5 separate regions of the Homo sapiens genome follow, and all the other regions are linked to region 3. A link is a contact called in ENCODE Hi-C or POLR2A ChIA-PET data. All regions are on one chromosome and are shown on one strand. Each heading gives the region's core, a stretch centred on a gene start or an enhancer-like site at or near the end of the contact. The rest is flanking DNA. Distances are from core to core; before and after follow the strand shown.

Region 1 (2,700 bases), core at 168-2,667, 800 kb before region 3:
GACAGGATTAAGAGATTAAAGACAAGACAGGCATAGGAAATCAGAAGAGTATTGACTGGGGAAGTGATAAGTGTCCATGAAATCTCTACAATTTATGTTTAGAGATTGCAGTAAAGACAGGCATAAGAAATTACAAAAGTATTAATTTGGGGAACTAATAAATGTCCATAAAATCTTCACAATCCACGTTCTTCTGCCATGGTTTCAGCCGGTCTCTCTGTTTGGGGTCCCTGATTTCCCGCAACATCAGTGGAAAATGGAAGTCACAAATAACTTTGTGTGTGTGTGTGAGTGAGACGGAGTCTCGCACTGTCGCCTGGGCTGGAGTGTAGTGGCGTGGTCTCGGCTCACTGCAACCTCCGCCTCCCGGGTTCAAGCGATTCTCCTGCCTCAGCCTCCCGAGCAGCTGGGATTATAGGGGCCTTCCACCACGCCCAGCTAATTTTTTGTATTTTTAGTAGAGGCGGGGTTTCACTACGTTGGCCAGGCTGGTCTCGAACTCCTGACCTCGCGATTCGCCCGCCTTGGCCTCCTAAAATTCTGGGATTACAGGCGTGAGCCACCGCGCCCGGCGAAATTTTTTTTAATTCTTAAAAATCTATTGCTTAATCCCCAGCGCCTAGAACAGATCATGCGCATAGGAGGTGCTCAATGAATCTTTCTTGAATGAGTAACCGAACTCTGCACCCGAGGAGCCCTGAACGCTCTATACGTTCGAATCCTGGAAGCTGCCGAAGGGGAAGGGCGCAGCCCCGCAGCCAGCTGAGCGTCCCTCGGCAGGTTAACACTGTCTGCGTAATGTTTCCCCAGTCCCCCCACCAAACTATTGAAGTCTGCCGCGCTGGGAGCGGACTGCACGAGACACGGCTTGTGGCAGCGCCTACATCAGCGGCGCCTGGGACACAGCCGGGCCCCCCTGACCCCGCGCGCCAAGGAGGGCTGAGGAAGGGATCGCGGGGCGAGGAGCGGCAGCTACACAAGGGACACTCTGCCAGCGGGGCAAGCCGAGGGCCCAGCGTCCTTGACGGGGGCGTGACAAGGGTCGGCGTGAGGTTTGGAGAGGGCAGAGCAGAGGAGCCCTCCAGGGATCGGATCCAATGCCCCAAGCCCCACTCACCTTCACCGACCCTGGCTGCCCACGGTCCTCCGCAGCAAGTAACGGAAGTGGGTCACGGGAAGATCTTTCCTCAGCCAACCCCAAAGCCAAGGGGGTGGGCCTTGCTTCGCAGATCAGCCAATAGAGATGAGGGCTGGTTCCGGAAGTATCTTCCCGGGGGCGGGCACAGCGCCTCCCCCGCGCGGGTCCCCGGGCGCTGGTTGGGGGCGCTCCCGTCCCTCTCCCCTCTGCCCCACCCCCGCCGATGGGCCGGCCCGGCTCTCCCTGCCGAGAAATGGGCCGGCCCGGCTGCGCGCGGGCAGCAGCGGTGGCGGCGGCGGTCCAAGATGGCGGAACTGCAGCTGGACCCGGCGATGGCGGGGCTGGGAGGGGGCGGCGGGAGTGGGGTGGGCGACGGGGGTGGCCCAGTCCGCGGGCCCCCCAGCCCACGCCCGGCTGGCCCCACGCCCCGCGGGCACGGCCGCCCGGCTGCCGCCGTCGCGCAGCCGCTGGAGCCGGGTCCCGGACCACCCGAGCGGGCAGGGGGCGGCGGCGCGGCCCGCTGGGTCAGGCTGAACGTGGGAGGCACCTACTTCGTGACCACCAGACAGACCTTAGGCCGGGAGCCCAAGTCATTTCTCTGCCGCCTCTGCTGCCAGGAGGACCCGGAGCTGGACTCAGACAAGGTGTGCCCCGCCCTCGGGCGCGCCCCCGGGCCTTCGAACCCCCTGGTTTCTCGTAGATCGGTCCCCAGAGTCCTGAGACACGCTCCTCACAGGCAGCCCCCTCAGGCCGGGACCCCATCCTCCCCCTCCCTCCCACACTACTCGCAGGGGCCTCAGAGGGACCTCCCACTCCCCTTCTTCCATGCTGAGGCATACTCTGGCTTTCTCCCCGACCCCGCCCTTCGTTCTCTGAGACTCCTTCCCACACTGCGCCCACCTGCACCCACGAGAACGCACTCCACACCCCTTCTCCATATTCTCTGCCCCTGACATCCCACTGAGATCTGCATGAGTTTTCCCTGGCTCCTCTTCAGTCCCCCCACTGCCGGTGCCAGATGCATCCAGAACTGGGTCAGGGTTAGCTCAGGCATCCTTGTAGCTTTCTCAGACTCCCTCTCGGACCCCTCTGCCAAGTTGGGCTTCCACAGCTGCAGGAAGCGCTCCTTGTGATATCACACTGCTTTTCTATAGTCCTGGTCGCAGAACTTTTATCTGTTAACAGTCACTGGTTTAGGTCCATATTTAGATCAAATGCGTTTTTTGGAAAGAGGTTACTGTTTGCCGCTGCAAATCTAGGCTAAGACAGAAGGAAAATGAAAATTTTCCCGGGAAAATTTTGGGCAGGATGCATGGCTGCTAACCAAAGGGTTGAGAGGTGACAAGACACTTAAACCATTTCCAGTTTGAACTGTGTCAATTTCTTTTTAACTTTACGTATTCACCTTTAAGTTCTCAACTTAAAGGCACTGACCATAACTCACACCATCTTATATCCCATATAGCACTCAGCTGGTGACCTCAAAACAGAGCTGGAGTTGCGTAAACATTTGTTGTTTTCGTTTATTCCTCTTCTCTAAGAAATCTCAGATTGATGGAAAC
Region 2 (2,700 bases), core at 179-2,678, 580 kb before region 3:
ACTCTAAATGTAGCCTATTAAACTCAGCTTAGGTCATTTAAATTATTCAATACCCATATTAATACCTTCAAAGCAAACTAATTCCACTCTGGTTATAGCAAGTTGGGCATTTCTGGGCAAGTGGTTTGACTGGAGTCAGGATGTCCTCTTTTTGTGAAATTATGGCAGTAGTGCCTGCTTTGCTAGAATACTTGGTAAACTAATTTAATGAATATCTGTAAAGTACTTTGAGCTCCTTGGAGAACACTTCCATATATAAAGAAGCCTTATGACCTGCCTGCAACTGCAGATTTTGCAAACGTGATCTTACTTTTTCTCTCTTTTGGGATATGCTCCCCTTTAAACTGAAGCTCAACCTCCTGAAGGGGGTTTCTTACTAGGAAAAATCAGACAATTTGAGGAAATAGCTATCACCTCCAAGATCCCGGAAGCAGTACTAAATAAGAGACCTCAGAACAAGGCAATACTAGGTATCTCACCTATCCCATTACCAGTCCAATTTCTCTCTCCACTTAAAGGAGGCTTCCAGGTCTAGCCTACAGGAAAGTTCACTTATTAACCCTCAGGCAGAGTACTACCTGCTAACCAGGTTAACACACATTTCCTTCGTAGCACTGTAATTCACAGTGCAATGACAGCAATACGCTTCTATAACTACAGCTTCAGACTGTGCTCCTCAGCCTTACTCAGAATAGGCTATCAACACTGACTCGTTAGGATATTCAAGGGGGTATATGTATGTGTGTGGGGGGGGAATTCCCGACACCGATTTCACCATGCTTCTGTGGTCACTGCAGGAAAAAGGTAGAGCTCTCTGTTCTCTATCATCGCTCTCTTTGGAATATTATTCTCACTTCAAGCATTCTGCCTGAGCGAAGCCGTCACTTCTCCAACACATGGTCACAATTCTGAAGCTGCCAGGCGACTGAACGCAGTCGGCAGCACCCACCACTACCGGAGACTCAGCCCCAATCCGAAGCTTCTCCCTTAGTCAGGGATTGGGGCGCTGGGTTCCTGGTGTCACCGCCGGGCGGCGACCCCACCACAATCTCCCCAAAGCGCCGAAGCATGTCAGCCCGAAGATCTTGGCTGTCGCCTTTCCCCGAGCCTGCGGTGCCCGACAGGAGCCCGAGTTCACGCCGCCGCGCGCCAGAGCAAGAGGACGCGCCGCAGCGAGGGAAGCGGGGGCCGGACTGGGGCCCGGCGCCCTGATAGGGAAGGGGCGTGATCGCAGGCTGCTCGCGGCGAGGGCGAGACCGGGCGTGGGCTGCCAAGAGGCGACGCCGTGGAGCCCGGGGAGGGGACGTGGGGGTGAAGACAGGGGCAGCCCAGCGGCTCGAGGGCAGGCAGAAACGGCCGCGGCTACTCACTGAGCCAGGACTCCAGGCTTTCCCCTTCCGCCTCCGCCATATTGCAGCCGCCCGGCCCCGCGGCTTCAAAACTCGCGAGAGTCTGCACGAGCTGAGACGGGGCGGGGCCTGCATGGGGTCCTGAGAGGAGTGAGTGCCGTCACCGAGGGCCGCGCCAGACTGCGACGGATACAGGGAGGGCAAGGGTTTCCTTTTGGCGCTCCCCTTTGGACCCCGGAGTGAAAAACTCTAACGTCCAGATCAGTGGAGAGAAACGCAGATTTAGGACCCTGAGGAGTCTTTTTCACCCGTTTCCCGTCACTCGCTCAGGCGCGCCGAGGGCAGTCCTTGTGGGGTCCTCGTGGCCAGCCAAGATGGCTGCCCCCGCAGTGAAGGTTGCCCGAGGATGGTCGGGCCTGGCGTTGGGCGTGCGGCGGGCTGTCTTGCAGCTTCCAGGGTGAGAGGGTGGCGAGCAGCGGCGGGGGGGCGCTGCGAGGAAGGAAGGGGGCCACAGGCAGGCCGCGTGGGCCCCTAGAGAGAGCATTGCCCTGGGGGCCGGAGTATCTGGATTCAAGCTTCTAAGTTAGCTGCGTGACCCTGCGCCAATCCGAAGGTTTAGTGACTACCTCTCGCCTAAGGAGTCTGGCTGATCTAGGGTTCTAACGCGGAGCTGAAAGTGCGGTTCAGCTAAAGAGCTCAGATCTGGGATCGCCTGTGAATTGGGATGGGTGTGTAGGCGCCAAGCCCATCCTTACCGTTAGCACTTGACCAGGAGGAGACTTTACCCGCCTGCTTGGGGAATGTCCTCCTACTTGGGACAAGGGCCTGAATTGTTGTGGCTCAGGTTTAGCTCGCGGTCTCCGCGCCGCTCCCCCTCGTCGGCGCGTTGGCAGTCATGCCTATTGTTAAGTCAAACCTACTCGCTTGTGGAGTCAGCTTTTGCCTGCCTCCTCCTTTCCCCCCCTCCCAGGCTAACTCAGGTGAGATGGAGCCGCTATAGTCCTGAATTCAAGGATCCCTTGATTGACAAGGAATATTATCGCAAGCCAGTGGAGGAGCTAACTGAGGAGGAGAAATATGTTCGGGAGCTCAAGAAGACTCAGCTCATCAAAGCTGCTCCAGCAGGGAAAACAAGTTCTGTGTTTGAAGACCCAGTCATCAGGTTAGATGGAAACAAACACTTGTTACATGGACTGGGACTATCCCAGGGAGGGTTTCTGGTGAGGATTCTGTGATACAGCCTTGGAGAGCTAAACGTGTTGCTTTTCTCTTTGAAGTAAATTCACCAACATGATGATGATAGGAGGAAACAAAGTACTGGCCAGATCCCTCATGATTCAGGTAAACAGCA
Region 3 (2,700 bases), core at 1-2,500:
CTCACCTCCTGCAGGTATCGCAGCAGCTCAGAGGCCTCCGTCACATGGTTGGGCTCAGGATGACCCAGGCGGTGCAAGACAGTGTAGAGTGCGTCCTCGTAGAGCAGGGCCCGCTAAGACACACGGGGTCACCTTGGGGACCCCACCAGCCACCCCTGGCACCAACACCTCTCGCCATGGGCAGGACAAGGGCGGCTTGTGCAGCGGAGGGAGTTGAGACCCAGGAGTCCCCTCCCCACCGCAAGTTGCTTGCTGCCATCAGCGTCGGCCGGCAGGAGGACACACAGCCGCCCTCCCCACCTCTCTGCACCCCAGCACTCTGACTCTTACCTGCTCGGGGGAGAAGTGGTGGGATGGAGGCTGGATCTGCAGAGCAAGGTGGAAAGGCAGTGTCCCGGGAGGCCCAGAGCAGGCTCAGATGGACAGGAATGGCTCCTCTGAGGCCTGATCCAGGCCAAGGGTATGGGGGCCCCAGCACCCCGGCCTCCAGCCCCAGTGATGCCCCGCACCTGTTCCCCCAGCAGGCCTCCTGGAGGTCCGTCCCTGGGCCCGCCGTGGCTGAGGTCCATGGGTGCCCAGCAGCGCGAGCCCTCCGCACCCGCACCCCACCTCCCTCCCTTCCCCAGAGGAAACAGCTCTGCTTATCAGTGGCGGCTGCTCCTCACCCAGCAGCGGAAGTGAGGCTCGGCAGCGGAGGTGAGGGGGGTGCCACGTCGGCCTGGGGGTCTGCTGCTCCCCGAACAGCTCACCCCACAGCAGGGACACCCCCACCTAATGGAGTCGGCTCTTCTGAAGCTGGAGGAGTAGGGGATGGGGTCAGGCCAACCGGGAGGGAGGGGTTCTGAGAGCCTCAGACCACAGGGCCTGAGGCCCACAGTGGCCCAGAGTCCATCTGGCAGCCCCTGCTCTGCTGGCCCAGGGGGCTCTCCCCAGGGTGGAGTAGGCAGGGGAGGGTCGCTGGTCCCCAGTCCCAGCCTTCGAGAGGTGGGGCCAGACAGCAGGGCACCCGTACCCGAGACCACAGTGCTCCCCAAGGCCAGCTCTCTCCCCAGTGAGGTCACTCCTACCTCCGGGGCCATTTGGGGCGGGGGATCCTGTAGATCTCTGACTCTGCGGCGCCTTATCTTGATGGCCTGGCGCAAGAAGGGAGGGCGCTGCTGCGGATGGGAGAGGAGTGTCGCCATGGTGGCCTTCTCTGCCCTTCCCTGTCCGCTGGTGCTGGGTGAAGACAGCGAAGCCACAGGATTATGCAAAGAGCCTGGGGCTGCCACCCTCTGTCAGGGGAAGTTTTAGGGAGGGTGGCTGGGAGGGACGGAAGGGTGAGGGTTTCACCGCTTCGGAGAGGCAGTCTCCCAGGCCCCCTGCACCTTCCCCAGCTGGGATCCCTACAGGACCCTCCTCTGGCTGGAGCAGAAGGTGGACCCCGTGGGCAGGCCTGGCCCCGCCCCACCCTCCTACAGAGGCCCTGGGAAGGGGACAACGCTCTCAGCAGGGGGCGGGGGGGCCCAGAACAGGCGGGCAGCATCCTGCCCCATCCATGTGCTGTGCCCAGGCTGGGCTGAACCCTGAGAGAAGCTGACCTGGGCCCGGGGGGGTTCTCACCCCACTTCCTCGAGTGCGTCCAGACGTGGGGCGGGGCGGGGTGGGGTGGGGTGTGGTGGCGCCCAGGGTGGGGGCTCCCAAGAGGCGTCTCCCTGGAGGACAGCCAGTTGCTCAGCCTGCCTGGCCCCACAGGTGACATTCCTTGGAGATGACGGGGCCAAGCTGTGCTGGGCAGGGACAGCCCTGTGCCCCTGCCCCCACCTTGGCAGTCAGGACAGTGCTCCCTTCAGACACCCTTGAAGGGGGCTTAGCCAAGTCCCAGAGAGCTCTGGGCCAGGCTGGCCAGGAGGAGGAGGCAGAGGGGCTGCTGCCCGATCTCTCCTGAGGACAGACTTGGCTCCCGGGGGACAGGAAAATGCGCCTCAGCATGGGGCTTTCCTAGAGCTCTGTGGCCTGCCCACCCTGTGCCCAGTGCTGGGCTGGGGGACTTGCGGGCGTGTGGGCCTGGTCACGGCCTTTGGCCATTTCCCACCCTCCTGTCCCTTCAAGTTCACAGCAGGGCACGTGACGTGGGTGGTGGCAAGCCGGCTTGGCTACCTCAGTGTCCCTGTCACAGGTCCTGACGTGCTCCAGGGCTGACTCGGCCTCCTCCCTCCAGCAACCAGGACTTAGGCCAGGGCTGCCATTCCTCGAGGAGCCAGCAGGGGACAAGGTGGCAGCCCCAACTCCTCCCTTCAAGGCCAACTCTGGGCCACATCCACCTCTGTCCCAGCCAGGCCCTGGGGACTCAGTGGGGGAGGGACACAGCTGCTGAGCGACAACCGTTAAGAACCAGCTCCAGAGGCCAGAGCTGTCTTGGGGACCAGACAGGCTGGCTGGGCCGTGAGAATGGGGATCCTCCCATGGGAGGGAACCGTCCCAGAAGTCTCCAGGGCCCTCAGCGGCCAGACGGCTCTCCTTCCGGAAGAGACCCCCGGGTCACCACACGCAGAGCCAGAAAGGGTCCAGTTATTTCATTTTTACTATTTCACATTTTCAGCAAACAAATCGAGGTGCAAACAGGGTTTATTTCACATTAATATATTAACTGGATTTTTTGTCAAATAAATAGGGAATTCTCTTTAAATAACCATCTCCTCACTTCATGGCCAGTCCAGG
Region 4 (2,702 bases), core at 78-2,577, 550 kb before region 3:
TGCACTCCAGCCTGGGCTACAGAGTGAGACTCCGTCTCAAAAACAAAAAAACAAAACAAAACAAAAAAGAAAATGACGCTCCTGGGCTCCCCTGACTCAGACCTACTGACCTCTTCAGCCTCACTCTGGACCACTCTTCCCCTTCCCTCATTTAACCAGAGTGGTCTGACTGCTTCTGCCCAGTTCCTGGAAAACTCGGGGAGCACTCCTATCAATTGCCTTGCCTCTACTCCTCCAGTTCCCTACGTCTGAAATACAGCCCCACTCTCAGCCCCTACTCACTTTTTCAAGGCTAGCTCCTCTCATCCACCAGAGCTCAGCTAAAAAGCATCCCTTCCAGGAGATGTACTTTTTTCCTTTTTTGTAAAAACAAAAAACAAAAACAGTAATACCTACATACGGTCTGTAGAGTTGTACAAAGCATAGAAAGAAGTCTGTAACCACACACATCAACAGGTAGTTGGTAACTGATCACAGGGAGAAGGGCTGAGAAGGGAAAAAGGAAGGTAGACCTGTCGATAATTCTATACTGTTTGAATTTGTTATGGCAAAAAAAAAAAAAAAAAATCCCTAAAACTAGCCTTCAGAATTACCCTAGTTCTTGAATACTTGTAGTAGTGGGGGTGGGGGTGGGGGAGGAGGGGAGATACTACCTACAGGATGGCAGCCTCCACCCCAGACATCAATTCCTTTTCTCCTCTCACCCACCCTGGAACTCCTCCCCAGGCGCCCATGAGGAAGTTTAAACACGCGGCAAGCGACTGAGAGGCAAAACCTCTCCAGGGGTTACCCAGGGACCGCTCAGGTCACACTGAGCAGCGTGTTTCCCGCCCATCTGGGCAGAAAGGAGGAGCAAGCCCGAGTGGCAGGTGTCCTGGATCGCTGTCAGGAGACCGGAGCATACCAGGCTCTTCCTGGTGTTCGGGTGCCCATGTGCCCAAGGGCTCAGCTGAGCAAATCTGCAGAGGTCCCCGTGTGGGTACCTAGGTGTCCACGTGTGCCTCGGGGTGTGTTTTTTCTCCTTGAGTCCGAGGGGACGCCCTGGAGCTCAGGTGCTCAAGGGCGTGCGCGGGGCTCGGCCGCCGGTGTCCCTGGAGATGCTTCTCTGGTCTGGTGTGACACGTGTGTACACAGTCCCCGCCCTCTCGTGAGCGCCCGGGTGCGTGTGCTCCCTCCCGACCACCCTGAGGAGCGAGGGTGCTGGTCCCCGAGAGGGCGGCGAGAAGGACGGAGGTAGAGGTTACTCACACGGCTCGGCGGGTGCGGCCCGGCTCAGCGCTCTCCGCTCTCTCTAGCTCCTCGCGCAGTCTTAACAGCAAAACTCTACTGAGCTCGGACGAAACTGGCGGGCTCCTGGGCCAATCACCGTGCAGCTCCCCGCCAGACGCTGGACCAATGGTTGTGCGCTTGAGGTCTGGCAACCGCCTCCCGCAAGATATCACCGGGTAATGTAGTCCTTCGCGACCAAGGGCAGGACAGCTGGACGGCGCACAGCTTCCTGGGAGATGTAGTCCGGCTGCTCGCGGGCGCGCGAGTTCGACCGACGCGTTAGAAGGAGGTGCCTTGCGAAGCCGGGCTGCGACCTTAGGGGTCGCCGTGCTCTGGCGTGTGACTCGAAAGTCAGCCTGCAGGCGGGGTCCAAGGTTAGGGCGCGGTAGACTTGACCCGCTTTCCTCAAACTCTGTTAATGCCAGAACCCGGATAATCTCAACTTGGTAAAGATGGCAGGAAGCCTAGCAAAAAGCTGGAGGACGTCGGGAAGAGAATAGATGAGAACAGTCCCCTCGGGGACGGGGAAGGCAAAAACACGAGTGTCCCCCCCTCTCACCCCGAGTTTTAGTATTTCTCATTATAAAAGTAATATTAAAAGTATATAGACAGAAAATATAGAAAGGAAGGAGGAAATGACTCATCCTACCGCCCGCACACAACTAGCGTCACGGTTTTGCGCGACAGTATTGCCTCCTGACTTTTTAATTGCATTTTTATATTCGTGTTATCATTTTGACGCACAATTTTAAGACATTTTTATTGTAGAAAATTTCAAGATACACAGAAGTGGAATAACCCGATGAAGCCGCGTAGAGTCGCTCTCCGACCTCAGCAGTTACGCGACTCATGGGGCAATCTTGTTTCCTCTATTTCTGCACCTACCTCGCACGCGCTGCCCAGCGTTATTCTGAAGTAAATACCATCACGTGTTTTCACCAGTAAATATTTCAGTATGTGTCTTTAAAGGACAAGCATTCCCTTTTTAATACGTATACATTATGCTTCACACACACACAAAACTGTCACTCCGACCCCCCAAAAAAACTTTTAATATCAAATATGAATTAGTGTTTACACTTTTCTGAAAGAAAGAAATGTTCTTCTTTTTTTTTTTTTTTTTTTTTTTTTTTTTTTTTTTTTTTTTTTGAGACAGTTTTGCTCTTGTCGCCCAGGCTGGAGTGCAATGGTGCTATTTCAGCTCACTGCAACCTTTGCCTCTGGGGTTCACACGATTCTCCTGCCTCAGCCTCCCGAGTAGCTGGGATTACACGCGTGCACCACTATGCCCAGCTAATTTTTTGTATCTTTAGTAGAGATGGGGTTTTGCCATGTTGGTCAGTCTGGTCTCAAACTTTTTTTTTTTTTTTGAGACAAGAGTCTCACTCTGTCACCCAGGCTGGAATGCAGTGGCACGATCTCGGCTCGGTGCA
Region 5 (2,731 bases), core at 203-2,702, 660 kb before region 3:
CCAAAATACTTTACCCCCCAAAAAAGTTAAAAATAGAGTCCCTTCTCTTTTCTAAGCACTTTAAGTACAACTGCAAGAAACAAAACAATAAATCTACAGCCTGCCATTCAAAACTCATTACCGTTGTCATTAAAAAGTTACCAAACTCAGTTTAATAACCTAAATCCAATCTCCATTAAAGGAAACACACAAACAAAAAAAACAATCGAAGAATATCCCGATTCCCCCCGGAACAGCGGTAATACTCAGTCAGGACCACAGTTAACGTTCTCCTCTATTAGCAGCTTCATTTTTATTTTCGGTTAAGAGCACTTATTCTCCCCTCCCCCCCTTTGTTGTCATGGGTCAAATACACAGTTTTATCCTGATTTGTTTCTTGTAGATTTCGACCCAACCTAAAGTTGTCCAAAATCGAGTGCAGAAGCAATTCTGTAGCCCTAAAACGCTCCAGAAAGTAAAGGCGCGGGAGGCGGGGGGTGCCACCAAACTAAAAGCAGCAAGTCCCGTGTGCCCCGATGATGGGTGTCCCCAAGTCCTCCCGGGAAGTCTCCGGGTGCCTCAAAAGCCGCGTTCAAAAGTTAAGCCGCACAAAGTCTCTCTGCTCGTACCTGTGCCTCCAACTTCATGAAACCACATGGTGTTCGCGGATTAGGGGTTCGTTGGCACCCAGGGAAAAGCCGCTGCCCCTCCCCCTTCGGGCCCCTGAGGCTATTAAAGTGGGAAATACTCCACGGGAATCCCCCTACCCCCAGGCCCAGGACGGCGGCCCGCGGGCATCCAGGTTCCTGCCCGTCCGCAGCCCATTGATTCGCCCCGAACCCTCGCCCCGCCGCCGCGGCCCCAGGCAGGGGTCCCCAGATGCCCGCGGTTCCTACCCGAGAGGTGAAGCCCGAGCCCAGAGGACTCCTCGCCGCCTCGGAGACTGCAACACCCGACGCGGGGTCGACAGAAGGTGGAGACCCCGCGCGCCCTAACGCCCCTCCTCACGCGCGCCGGCCGGCTGGGCCAAGAATCCCCGTTCGGGGCTGGTGGGTCCGCGGGCGTCCGCTTTCTGCCCGCCCAACTCGCGCCCGGCGCGCACTCGGAGGCCGCCGGGGGCGGGAGAGAGCGGCGGGGCCTCCTTCGGCGCGGGAGGGAGGAAGAGAGGGAGGGAGGAAAATGGCGCGGAGCGCCCGGGCCTGAGCCGCGGCCGGCCCCGTGGGGGGCCCGGGAAAGCGCTGGGAGCCAGCGGCGGGCTCTGGCCGGACCCCGGCCCGCGCCATGACCCCCACCGCGCGGCGAGGCGAAGGGGCCGGCGGCGAGCTCACCTTGGGCTTTTCGTCGGCCATGGCGAGCGCCGGAGTCTCCTCAGCTGCCGCTTCACAAAAGAGGTACCAGGTCCGCACCAAACGAGCACACAAGCAGCACCAGGAGCGGCAGAAGAAGGAGGCGGCAGCGGTGGACGAGGGGAGAGGGTGCGCGCACGTCGTGCGCTCCCTCCCCCCACCCTGCGTGCGCGAGCACGAGTAGCCGAAGCCTCCCATTGGCTGGCGCCTCGCGGGAGCGCGCAACGCTTACATAACCACCCCCACCCCCCGTCCCACGCCACCGCGTCCTGGGCCAGGCGCCCGCCCGGCCGGCGGGAAGAGGCGCGGACACGCGCACCCGGCCCGCCGCGGGGGCGCGCCTGGCTCTGGGCGGGGCTGTATTGTCCTCCTTCGTGGTGGAGCATAATCAAAATGGCTTCCAGCTGGTCCTCGGTGGGAACGATGAGGCTCGAGGCTTTAGACGTAAGCCATAGGCCAGGGAAGGCAGACTTACTAGAGGAGGAAGGGGATTCCTAAATCAAAGCCCCAGCATGAGGTTCTGGAAAAATCTCTCTCATTCAGTGGACCAGCAGCCCTCCCATGGTTACTTCCTCTCAGTCAATCTCAACCTGCTTCCCACCGGACTCTTGCCTAAAATGCAGTGTCTTCTTCTTCTTCTTCTTCTTCTTTTTTTTGAGACGGAGTCTCGCTCAGTCGCCCAGGCTGGAGTGCAGTGGCACGATCTCGGCTCACAGCAACCTCTGCCTCCCGGGTTCAAGTGATTCTCCTGCCTCAGCCTCCCGAGTAGCTGAGACTACAGGTACCCGCCACAACGCCCGGCTAATTTTTCGTAGAGACGGGGTTTCACCGTGTTAGCCAGGATGGTCTCGATCTCCTGACCTCGTGATCCGCCCGCCTCGGCCTCCCAAAGTGCTGGGATTACAGGCGTGAGCCACCGCGCCCGGCCTACAGTGTCTTCTTCTGTCCTGCTGGTAACCCTAGACTTTGACTAGCTACGGGAAAATATTCATGTATTCATTCAACGAGATCCTTACTCATCGCCTGTCTTCCAAGAGGAAACAGTATCCATAAGCGAGAACTACCCAACAATCAAGCTTCCAGCCAATTTAATCCTTTCCTCGTTGCATCCAGTTAAAACATACACATGCGTCCCTCCTGTCTGAAGAACAATCCGATGTGTGTGCACTGGATTCCATCTCGCTTCTTCCCCCGGGGCTTTATTATTTCCTTTTGTCCCTGAATTTTCTTCCTCTCCTCCGTTAGTATAGAAAAAAAAAAAAAAGCTCCCAATTCTATGAAGTTACCATCCTATCTCTCTCCATTCTTGGCCAAACAGCTCGAAAAAATGTCCCCGCCAGCTGTCTCCAACCCCTCCCCTCCCACTCACTCCTCAACCCACTGCAATCTGGTGCTGTCCCCAAAGT

The links. Hi-C counts contacts between places; a loop is a spot of excess contacts on that map. ChIA-PET counts read pairs that join two places held with the same protein, here RNA polymerase II (POLR2A). Pooled maps may share reads with other maps.
Region 1: a loop to region 3 is called in a pooled map, with 5 times the contacts of the local background. The contact joins the promoter of KCTD2 here to the promoter of UNC13D in region 3. A Hi-C loop is called at or near these places in 8 of 50 pooled maps.
Region 2: a pooled map shows a loop between it and region 3 (3-fold over the local background). The contact joins the promoter of GGA3 here to the promoter of UNC13D in region 3. A Hi-C loop is called at or near these places in 7 of 50 pooled maps. POLR2A ChIA-PET finds 5 or more read pairs at or near these places in 7 of 52 experiments (A549, BJ, CD4-positive, alpha-beta T cell and 4 more).
Region 4: a loop to region 3 is called in a pooled map, with 2.9 times the contacts of the local background. The contact joins the promoter of SLC25A19 here to the promoter of UNC13D in region 3. A Hi-C loop is called at or near these places in 2 of 168 maps with a recorded cell type or tissue (naive thymus-derived CD4-positive, alpha-beta T cell and natural killer cell), 4 of 37 single-sample maps with no recorded cell type and 12 of 50 pooled maps. POLR2A ChIA-PET finds 5 or more read pairs at or near these places in 7 of 52 experiments (B cell, CD4-positive, alpha-beta T cell, CD4-positive, alpha-beta memory T cell and 4 more).
Region 5: a loop to region 3 is called in a pooled map, with 3 times the contacts of the local background. The contact joins the promoter of SUMO2 here to the promoter of UNC13D in region 3. A Hi-C loop is called at or near these places in 6 of 50 pooled maps. POLR2A ChIA-PET finds 5 or more read pairs at or near these places in 3 of 52 experiments (CD8-positive, alpha-beta memory T cell, WTC11 and activated T-cell).

The regions. Positions count from the first base shown.
Region 1 is chr17:75,045,808-75,048,507 of GRCh38, forward strand. It overlaps KCTD2 (potassium channel tetramerization domain containing 2), which reads left to right and starts at 1,418. Exons shown (of 6, transcript NM_015353.3): 1 at 1,418-1,782. The coding sequence starts at 1,444. It overlaps ATP5PD (ATP synthase peripheral stalk subunit d), which reads right to left and starts at 1,162. Exons shown (of 6, transcript NM_006356.3): 1 at 1,118-1,162. RefSeq lists enhancers at 629-698, 637-1,222, 1,107-1,401 and a silencer at 1,099-1,528.
Region 2 is chr17:75,260,178-75,262,877 of GRCh38, forward strand. GGA3 (golgi associated, gamma adaptin ear containing, ARF binding protein 3) reads right to left here and starts at 1,429. Exons shown (of 17, transcript NM_138619.4): 1 at 1,371-1,429. The coding sequence starts at 1,410. MRPS7 (mitochondrial ribosomal protein S7) reads left to right here and starts at 1,702. Exons shown (of 5, transcript NM_015971.4): 1 at 1,702-1,806; 2 at 2,320-2,511; 3 at 2,627-2,690. The coding sequence starts at 1,724. RefSeq lists enhancers at 835-934, 1,405-1,814, 1,611-2,488.
Region 3 is chr17:75,843,154-75,845,853 of GRCh38, forward strand. UNC13D (unc-13 homolog D) reads right to left here and starts at 1,251. Exons shown (of 32, transcript NM_199242.3): 1 at 1,068-1,251; 2 at 331-366; 3 at 6-113. The coding sequence starts at 1,184. WBP2 (WW domain binding protein 2) reads right to left here. Exons shown (of 8, transcript NM_012478.4): 8 at 2,546-2,700. RefSeq lists silencers at 521-580, 1,431-1,490, 1,501-1,660 and enhancers at 768-1,472, 1,891-1,970, 2,101-2,190.
Region 4 is chr17:75,288,106-75,290,807 of GRCh38, forward strand. SLC25A19 (solute carrier family 25 member 19) reads right to left here and starts at 1,328. Exons shown (of 8, transcript NM_001126121.2): 1 at 1,249-1,328; 2 at 397-486. RefSeq lists enhancers at 473-974, 1,407-1,606, 1,697-1,746, 1,787-1,836.
Region 5 is chr17:75,181,507-75,184,237 of GRCh38, forward strand. It overlaps SUMO2 (small ubiquitin like modifier 2), which reads right to left and starts at 1,453. Exons shown (of 4, transcript NM_006937.4): 1 at 1,308-1,453. The coding sequence starts at 1,328. RefSeq lists an enhancer at 761-1,411 and silencers at 993-1,392, 1,523-1,752.